Regions from separate parts of the Homo sapiens genome. Here region 2 is linked to region 1. The links are chromatin loops, found by intact Hi-C in ENCODE. Cell type or tissue: heart left ventricle. All regions are shown on one strand.

Region 1 (5,000 bases):
TGTTGTATTAATAGGCTGTAAATTATAAATAATTGCTTGATAGGATGAGAACCTGAAGCGATGGGTTTCTTTACAGAATGCTGATTATTCCCTCAGTAACAAAAGACAAGGGAACCGATTCCTGCAATTGTTTCCCTTTGGAAAGGAAAGGACATTTTGGTCTGTCATGTTGATGGAAAACACTAGAAATTTCCTTTGTGATTATTTTGTTCCCTTTCATCCAAGCTCCTAGTTTATTCTCACACATGCAGACATAAACTGGGCAGGGTGAAAATTCCCTGCATGAACCATTCGGTTTTCGGTTTGCCAGTCCCCATCAATGACAAGTATTTCTTTATCTGGTCAGAAAATGGAAATTCTGTTTTCTGAGCCAGCCAAGATACCAGGTACAAACAGAGCTTCCCCCTGGGGATTCACAGCCTGAAGGTGGTTAACGGCCCCCCTCTCGCCTATCACCAGACTCCAGTAGACGTTTCTGATGCGGGGAGGCTAGTTCTGAATCCAAGCCAACACTGGTTGTTGGTTCCAATTAAAAAGCAATTGCATTCCCAGCAGTTCAGGGCTGCAGCCAAAAATACAGCATGTTCAGAAAAGCATGATCTTTTTTGAGAGGCGGTTACTCCATCAAGGGATAGATGCTGCCAGGGAGAGCTAATGATGGTACATTCGTATGTGATAAAAATTTAAAAGTTCAAAGAAGAAAGCAAAAGGTAGATGATTTACTTTGAAGTTATTTGTAGATGGCAATGAGGATTTTCTGTTGGTCTCTTTTTCCCCCAGCATTAATCAGCCCATTTATTAGAAGACAAACAGGAATTGACCGTTTGTCAGACAGCAAAGAAACAGAGCAATCACATTAAGGAAATCAAAGGCGAGAATGTCAAAAGGTCAGCATTAAGCAGCCCTGGGAAGCAGTGTCACTCTGCAGACGTTTCAGCCAAATCCTTCTTTCCATGAGTAGCCTCTGCTTTTTGGGAGGACCAATGAGCATAGAGAGCTTGGAGGGACTTTCCAGTTCATTGCATTCTGTCTCCTCTGCTGGTCAGAGGCTTATGTCTGGGTATTTTTAGCAACCTCCCTCTGTCTTTGTTGGCTCCAGAACACATAATTTCAGAAAAATCAGGTATAAAATCTCAATCCCAGCACTTTGGGAGGCTGAGGCAAGAGGATTACTTGAGCCCAGGAGTTCGAGACCAGCTTGGGAAACATAGCGAGACCCCATCTCTATGATTTTTTTTTTTTTTTTTTTTAGTTAGCTGGACATGGTGATGCACACCTGTAGTCCCAGCTGAGGCAAAAGGATCACTTGAGCCCAGGATTTCAAGGCTGCAGTGAGATATGATCGAGTCACTACATTGCAGCCTGGGTGACAGAGTGAGACCCTGTCTCTTTAAAACAAACACACAAAAAACTCATAACATGGAGAGTCAAGAACTCTGATTTGTTTCAGATCTGGATCACTCACTACAAGACCTATTACTTTTTATTTTAGTCCTCATAGTGCAGGATTTTATGATAAAACTGTTTAGACTTGTCACCAACAAAGTTAGTATTTCAAAACAAAACAAAAGCCCTAATCCCCCAAACTTTTGTGATCACATTAAGTTGGATCAACCCAAATTTTCCTTCTGGAGAGAGCCAAGAAGTCATAGGGAGCAGGTTGGGTATCTCTAATCCAAAAAATCTGAAATCCAAAATGCTCCAAAATCTGAAACTTTTTGAGCACAGATATGACTCAAAGAAATGCTCTTTGGAACATTTTGGATTTCAGATTTCCAAATTATGGATGCTCAGCCTGTTAAATACAGTGCAAATATCCCCAAATTTGAAAAGATCCAAAATCTGAAATGCTTCTGAGGAGTTGCAGATCAGCCTAGGTAACATAGCAAGATCTCATCTCTACAAAAAATTAGCCAAGCATATTGGTGCATGCCTGTGGTTCCAGCCACTCAAGAGGCTGAGATGGAAGATTGCTTGAGCCCAGGAGTTCAAAGCTGCAACGAGCAGTGATCACACTGTTGCACTCCAGCCTGGTGACAGAGTGAGACCTTTTCTCAAAAAAAGAAAGGAAGGGAGGGTAGGACAAAGAGACAGAGAGGAAGAAAGGAAGGAAGGATGGAAGGAAGGGAGGGAGGGAAGAAAGAGAAAGGAAAAAAAGAAACAGAAAGAAAAAGAAGTGGAGAGAGCGAAAGAAACAGAAAGAGAAAGAAACAGAGAAAGAGAAACAGAGAAAGAGAAAAAAGTAATAGAGAAAGAGAGAGAATGAAAGAAACAAAGAGGAGAGAGAAAGAAACAGAAAAACAAAGAAACAGGGAGGGAAGGGAGGGAGGGAGGGAGGGAGGGAGGAAGGGAGGGAAATAAGCAAAAAAAACCACTTCTGGTCTCAAGCACTTCGAATAAGGGATACTCAGCCCATGATGTCCAGCCTCACATTTCTAGTGCTCCTCAAGAAGGACACGGATTACTGTTTGTTGCCAAGGTGGCTTGTTTCAAGACCAGCGTGATTGGCAAGAATCTTCCAGCACCACTGTGGCAGCTTTTGGTGGAAGGAATATAGCCCTGACTGGGAGGCTGCTGGGGAGATGACAAGGCCAGCGCTTCAGCACATAGCCTGCAGAGGCCCCATTGCCAGTGCCTAATGTAACTGAACAGGCCATTTGTCATATTTAATTTTAGCTGCAGTGGCTCAATTGGGACTTTATCCAGACTGGCTTCCACTCTGCTAGCCTGCTGTGCTCCCCTTGTCCCAGGCTGAGTCACTTATGTCCCTGGCCCTCCATCTGCCAGCGAGACCTCCGAGTCACTGATACTGAGATCATGGGCCCCAGATGTGGCTTTTCCAGCCTGTGCAGTAAATTAAAGCACCTTGGTGCCCTTTTTCTATCTGCACTTTAGGAGCAAAGCACTTTTTTTTTTTTTTTTTTTTTTTTTTGAGACAGAGTCTTACTCTGTCACCCAGACTGGAATGTAGTGGCACAATCTTAGCTCACTGCAACCTCTGCCTCCTGGGCTCAAAGGATTCTCCTGCCTCACCCTCCCAAGTAGTTGGGACTACAGGCACATGCCAACACGCCCTGCTAATTTTTTGTATTTTTAGTAGAGACAGGATTTTACCATTTTGGCCAGGCTGGTCTCCAACTCCTGGCCTCAAATAATCCACCCACCTCGGCCTCCCAAAGTGCTGGGATTACAGGCGTGAGCCACCGCGCCCGGCCTCAAAGTGCTTTCTTACTTTTTACTCTGCATCAACCTCTTTTCTCTCCAAGGAACTCTGAATGAATGAGACCATGAGAAGAGGCTTAGCCTCCACTCGGCTTGACAGGAGGAAAGGAAGGAGCTTTCCCCTGAGGATAGCAGGGGAGGAGGTGTCGTCTTGCCCACCTCTGTCCAGGGCAGGTGTAGCACAAGGCAGCAGGAAAAGCCCAGAATTTGGATTCAGAAACCTCGATCCCAGTTTTGAATGTGGTTCTTAGTTGGGCGAGACTGAGTGTCTGTAAGATTGAACCAATGTGCCTATAGACGAGCTCCCAGTTGGGTGGGATGGGAGGGCACTCTTAGATCATCAGAGAGTGGGGCTTTGTCAGTGGTGAAGATCAGAATGCGCCTGGCAGGTGGTCAAGACTGGGGCTCTTACTAGAATCTAGTCTGTTCGAGTACCCTAGGGTGGGCGATTCACAGTAGTGTCTGAAGCTGAACTTGAAGACAAGTAAATTCCAGATTCTTTCCCCCCCGTCCTCTCAGAGACTTGATTGCTTCTCTTGTCCTCACTCGCTCCTCAACCTCACCTTTTGTTGGCTCTTTTTTACCATATGAACTGGCCAGTCTTCTTCCTTTCCAGCTGTGTGCTTCTCTCCTGGAAATATTTTTTTATTATTATTTTTATTATTTATTTAGTAAATATCATTAATTATATACTAATATATAACTAATAACTAATATATAAATATTTGATATGTTAATACATTATATGTAATATAAATATATAATAATTACATATAACTATATAATCTGATATTCTGGATATTAGGCCTTTATTGGATGTACAGTTTATATATTTTATATTTATATGTAATATAAATATATAATGTATAATTATAATCATAACATGTAATATAATACATTATAATATATAATATATTGTGATTGATGTATATAATATATAATTACAATTTGTTTACATTATATATTATATTTATATGTTATATATTATGTGTTAATATGTAACTAATATATTAGTGTATACATTAGTTAATTATATAATCATATTATATATTATAATTATGTATTGCATATTATATTATAAAAGTATACATTATATAATTAAGAATATATAATTCTTATAAGAATCATATTAAGAATAAATAATTATTATATCATATGGTTAATAATTAACTAATTTATATATGAATATATTAGTTCTATATTAATATATAAATATATTAATTACACATTAAATACTATTAACTATATGAATATATAAATATATTAATTATGCCACATATAATTTTATTATATATGTGATTATGTATCAGTTATATACTTAATTATATAGTAAATATTATTTATACAATATTATTTATTTACTTATTCATTTGCATTTCAACTTTTATTTTAGATATGGGGGTACATGTGCAGATTTGTTACATGGGAATATTGCATGATACTGAGGTTGGAGTATGGATTCCATCACCCAGGTAGTAAGCATAGTACTTGATAGATAGTATTTTTGGTTTTTTTTTTGCAGGGGCGGGGGGGGTTGGTTTTTTTGTTTTTTTTTTTTTTGAGACGGAGTCTCTGTCACCAGGCTGGAGTGCAGTGGCACAATCTCAGCTCACTGCAACTTCCACTTCCTAGGTTCAAGCAATTCTCCTGCCTCAGCCTCCCGAGTAGCTGGGACTACAGGTGCCCACCACCACTCCCAGCTAATTTTTGTATTTTTAGTAGAGACAGGGTTTCACCATGTTGGCCAGGATGGTCTCGATCTCTTGACCTCGTGATCC
Region 2 (5,000 bases), 110 kb after region 1:
AAAGTCAGTGGGCCCCTTTAAGCTTGAACACAGCTGCCATAACTATAAGGGGAACAACCTCTATTCCGTGGGCAGCACCTTGATCAGTGGATAGAATTCATTTCTGCCACCTGGAGAAATGGTTAACTTTCTTGGCTAGAGAAGCCATATGCCATTTCCTGCAGGATGGGGTGTATATTGTTGACAATTTTAATCTAGTGTGTCCTTTTTTTCTTTTTTTTTTTTTTTTAAGAGGCAGTGTCTTGTTCTGTCACCCAGACTGGAGTGCAGTGGTACAATCATAGCTCACTGCAGACTTGAACTCCAAGGCTCAAACGATCCTCCTACCTCAGCCTCCCAAGTAGCTGAGGCTACAGGTGCACATACTGATACAGGAGTTAAGAAGAAATTACTTAGGTAGATAGTAAGGGCAAAGAAGTCCTCGGTAATGTTTTCCTTTTAATAAAAAGCAACCCCCAAATGATTTTCTTTTCTAACAAAGAGCAGCCTGTGAAATCAAGCTTCAGACAGAGACAAGCAAGCTGGAAGCTTGCACTGGTGAATGCTGGCAGCTGTGCTAACAGGATAAGGCTACCTGGGAATCGGCATGTCCAACATGGCGGCTCCATCTTCCCTTCTCTTTGCCAAATCATGTGGACAGTAAGGAGAAGACAATATGGCACCAGCCAGGCAAAGACCCCATTTGCATAATAAGGTTAGAATGGGGTGACCAGCCTCCCCTGGCACACTATGTAAACGTCACACCTGGCCGAACCAATATGTGGGCCTTATGGAAATCAGACACCATCTCCTCAAGCCTGCCTATAAAATCTGGTGTAGTCCAAGGGCTGGGTTTTCTTTTTCAGGAATCCCTCTCTCACAAGGGAGAGACCTGTTCTCCTTTCTCTTTCTTTTGCCTATTAACCCTCTGCTCCTAAACTCACTCCTCCTGTGTGTCTGGTCCATGTCCTTAATCTTCTTGGTGTGAGACAATGAACCCTGGGTATTTACCCCAGACAATGACACCGCTTCAATACCACCTTACCCGGCTATTTTTTTTTCTTTTGTAAAGATGAGATCTCACTATGTCACCCAGGCTGGTAGTATTTCTTAAATAAAGTAATAAGTGGCATCCTTCTAAAGAAAAAAAAAACTCTCACAGACCCTCAGGGCTGACCTAATTTATTTTTTACTATAGTGTTTCTCAAATATGTGTAAACATAAAATGGCTTCTACTCATAGGTCTGTTGCAGCTATAATATAAGAATAAATTTACAAGTCGATATGAACAAACCAACAAAGTAGATAAAATTTCAGTTAACAGTATTCATTTAACCTGGTGGCACTGTCACTCACCGAAATGGAATCGTTGCTGCTTCAGATGTGAATGTGGAACCAACTGAACCAGCAGAGGTTCTTCTGTGCCTCATGATAACCTGATTCTCCCTCTAGTTTCCTGTACTCTGGAGTATTTTGGAAATGTTTACTCACCATTCATTTACCCCATATTTATTGAGCACCTACCGTCTCTCTAGGGTGTAGTAAATTAGTAAGCAAAGAGGATAGAAATCCTGCTCTCTGGGAATTTATATTCTAGCAGCTTTCCTGAGCAACAAACACATTTCTATTAAAATCTCCACCCTCGGCCAGGTGCAGTGGCTCATGCTTGTAATCCTAGCACTTTGGGAGGCCAAGGTGAGTGGATCACCTGAGGTCAGGAGTTCAAGACCAGCCTGGGCAACATGGTGAAACCCCATTTCTACTAAAAATACAAAAGTTAGCTGGGCGTGATGGTGAGGACCTGTAATCTCAGCTACTTGGAAGGCTGAGGCGGAGGTTGCAATGAACCGAGACTGTGCCACTGCACTCCAGCCTGGCCTGGGCAACAAGAAGGAAACTCCGTCTTGACAAAACAACAATAACAAAAAAAAAACCACCACTCTCTTCTTGCTTTTACACCACTCTCTTCTTCTTTTTATGACAATTCCCGTAGAACAACTTAGCCCCAGGGCTGTTGGCACACAAACACATGAACTAAAGCCACGTTCAGTACTCATCTGGGCCATCCAGGTAATGCAGAAGATGCTCATATTAATTTTTTTTTTAGAGACAGGGTCTCACTCTGTCTTCCAGGCTGGAGGGCAGTGGCATGATCTAAGCTCACTGCAACCTCTGCCTCCTGGGTTCAAGCGATTCTCCTGCCTCAGCCTCCTGAGTAGCTGGGGCTACAGGTGTGTGCCACCACACCTGGCTAATTTTTGTATTTTTAATAGAGATGGGGTTTCACCATGTTGGCCAGGCTGGTCTTAAACTCCTGACTGCAAGTGAATGGCCCATCTCGGCCTCCCAAAGTGCTGGGATTACAGGGGTGAGCTACTGCACCTGACCTAATTTTCCGATAATCACCAAAATAAAGACAAAAAAACTTTGAAAATCTTACAGACATCTTGTACATGCGAAAGTCAGAGGCTGCCTAGATGCCTGCAAATCCCTAGTTGGAGAAGCACAGGTTGAGTCACTTTCCATTACACACACGTCCTTTTATCTTGTTGAGAAGTTTGATAAGGAGGTGCTACCAACAAACCAACTGCAGCTCTTATCTCTAAGAGAAAAAATTACCCACAGAGTGGGTGTTTCTAACTCTTGCTTTTCTTCCTATCTTACCTTGTGGGGAAAAGAACTGTCTTAGTCCATTTGAGTTGCTGTTATGGAAAACCTGAGGCTGGGTGCTTTTATAAAGAAGTGAGGTTTATTTGGCTTATGGTTCTGCTGGCTGCATAAGAAGCATGGTGCCAGCATCTGGTCTGGTTAAGGCTGTGGGCTGCTTCCACTCATGGGGGAAGGTGAAGGGGAGCTGATGTGTGCAGAGATCACCTTGTGAGAGAGAGAGAAGGCAAGAGACAGAGGAGGAGGTTCTAGGCTCTTTTAAACCACCAGCTCTCACAGGAATAAATACAGCAAGAACTCACTCATTACCCAAGCTAGGACCAAAACACCTCCCAACCAGGCTCCACCTCCAACTCTGGGGATCACATTTCAACATGAGATTTGGAGGAGGCAAATATCCAGACTGTATCAAGAATAAAATCTCACAGTTTGTTGGGTAGGACATTGGAAAGCATGGTCAGAGTGAGGTATAGGGATACTTGGTGGACTTCATCTATATCGATTGTACTAATCTTTTTCCTGAATACATAGTTCATTGGTAGCTAATATTATATCTGCTCCTCCAGTCCTGAGAGTGTGGGCTCTCCTTCACTGTGCCACTTGGAAAGGCAGAAAAAGGTAAAGCTTTTGGTGGGACAGTTGCAATAGGCCCTGGGCAACAGCATGAGCTTTGGGTATTGAGATTTCTACAGAGGCCTGCGGCACAGCCACTGGTTAGTTATGAAGCGGAGCACTTGTAATCCCACCATGAAGATAAAAAAAGGAAGATATAGGCTGCTCAGTTTTTCAGTTATTCCCCAGGCATTTTGCCCTTGAAAATACACAAAGAATGAAATCTCCAGTCCTAGCCCAAGGCACCAAACCAAACTTCTGGTGCCAGAGGCTACACCTCTTGATTTCTCTGCTTCGATACAAGATGCAACCTCTTTGATTCAGAATTTGTGATACTTGAGTTTAACATATGCCTAAACATTTGCTCATATAAATAAGGCTCAGAAAATGAAAAATTTTTTTAAAAAGCTATTTACCTGTGTGTCTTCTCAGTGCTTCAGAGGCCTCCCTTGGGATGGATCCTATCTGTCTGCTATTTGTACCCACTTCATTGAAGAGTGTTCTCCGCCTGGGGCTCATGTGGGAACTAGAGGAAAGTTCCAGTTCAGGTGTACCCTGAGACTGCGCTGATATTACCACTGTTTTATAATTCAAATTCCCTTTGCCCCCAAAAGCTCAGACCCAACCTACTATAAATGTGCCCAAATTAATGGGGTTCTAAGTACTTATCAAAGCCATTACCATAATTATTTTATTTTATTTTATTTTTCAGAGATGGGGTCTTGCTCTGTTGCCCAGGCTAGAATGCAATGGCACAATCATAGCTCACTGCAGCCTTGAACTGCTGGGATCAAGCAATCCTCCTGCCTTAGTCTTTGGAGCAGCTGGGACTACAGACACACACCACCATGCCTGAATAATTTTTAAATTTTTCGTAGAGACAGGGTCTTACCGTGCTGTCCAGATTGGTCTTGAACTCCTGGCTTCAAGCCATCCTCCTGCCTCAGCCTCCCAAAGTGTTGGGATTACAGGCATGAGCCGCCACGCCCAACCTCACAATTCATTTAGAGGGTAGAATCTGGCACTGGCCCCTGGAAAGAAGCTGTTTTTCTTTCTGGAGAGTTTGCGTGAGGTTCTAATCGGTAACCAGCCGAAGGCACAGTGACAAAGCAAAGGAAACCTGCAAGAGGTTGGGAAGAAAGAAAACCAGAGACTCCTGATTCCCATCCGCCCTGCCAGCCTCCAGAGACTGAGGCAGGAGGATCGCCTGAGCCCAGGAGGTCAAGGCTGCAGTGAGCTATGATCACACCACTGTACTCCAGCCTGGGCCCCAGAGCAACACCCTGTGGATTAGTCTGTTCTCACACTGTTATGAAGAACCTGTATGCAACCATCCATGACGACCCTCCGTGCTCTTCCGAGCTCCCCCAGTGCATGTGACAATATCCCAGAGGTGTCATCCAAACTCGTGCCTTACTCTTGACTGCTGTGAGATAAGTATGAGTGATAACAGCTTCCTGGAAGAAAGCCCCTCGATCTTTACGGAGGACATAGCCACTGCTTTCCATTGGTGTCTTGGGAAGAACTTGCTGTTGTGTTATTGTTTTGCTTTGTTTTAAGATATCTGCTTTTTAAAAGAATTTCCCAGAGGGGTGAAGAAGTTGAGCACCAGAGACCAGATGGGGAAGGTGACTATTTCTCTCAAATACAGGGAAGGCTTTTGGTTTTGTTTGGGATTGTTTTGTTTGTTTTGTTTTTATTGCTTTCCCTGGATTTATCTTGTGGGTATGCTGATTTATCAG

What was found. Hi-C counts contacts between places; a loop is a spot of excess contacts. Peaks named below come from ENCODE experiments on the same cell type or tissue, not always from the same donor. Only the 100,000 strongest peaks of a DNase experiment are listed, where the experiment ranks them.
Region 2: a loop joins it to region 1, with 4 times the contacts of the local background. A loop is called at or near these places in 4 of 110 quality-filtered maps.

The regions. Positions count from the first base shown.
Region 1 is chr7:71,612,563-71,617,562 of GRCh38, forward strand. All of the region lies in intron 6 of GALNT17 (polypeptide N-acetylgalactosaminyltransferase 17), which reads left to right. Among named protein-coding and RNA genes, the nearest start is that of MIR3914-1, 310 kb to the left of the region's middle. In heart left ventricle, a CTCF peak has its summit at 2,616; a DNase peak (open chromatin) is centred at 2,769; H3K27ac peaks cover 3,706 bases.
Region 2 is chr7:71,719,421-71,724,420 of GRCh38, forward strand. No RefSeq gene overlaps it. Among named protein-coding and RNA genes, the nearest start is that of MIR3914-1, 410 kb to the left of the region's middle. In heart left ventricle, no CTCF peak of the experiment used is centred here; no DNase peak of the experiment used is centred here.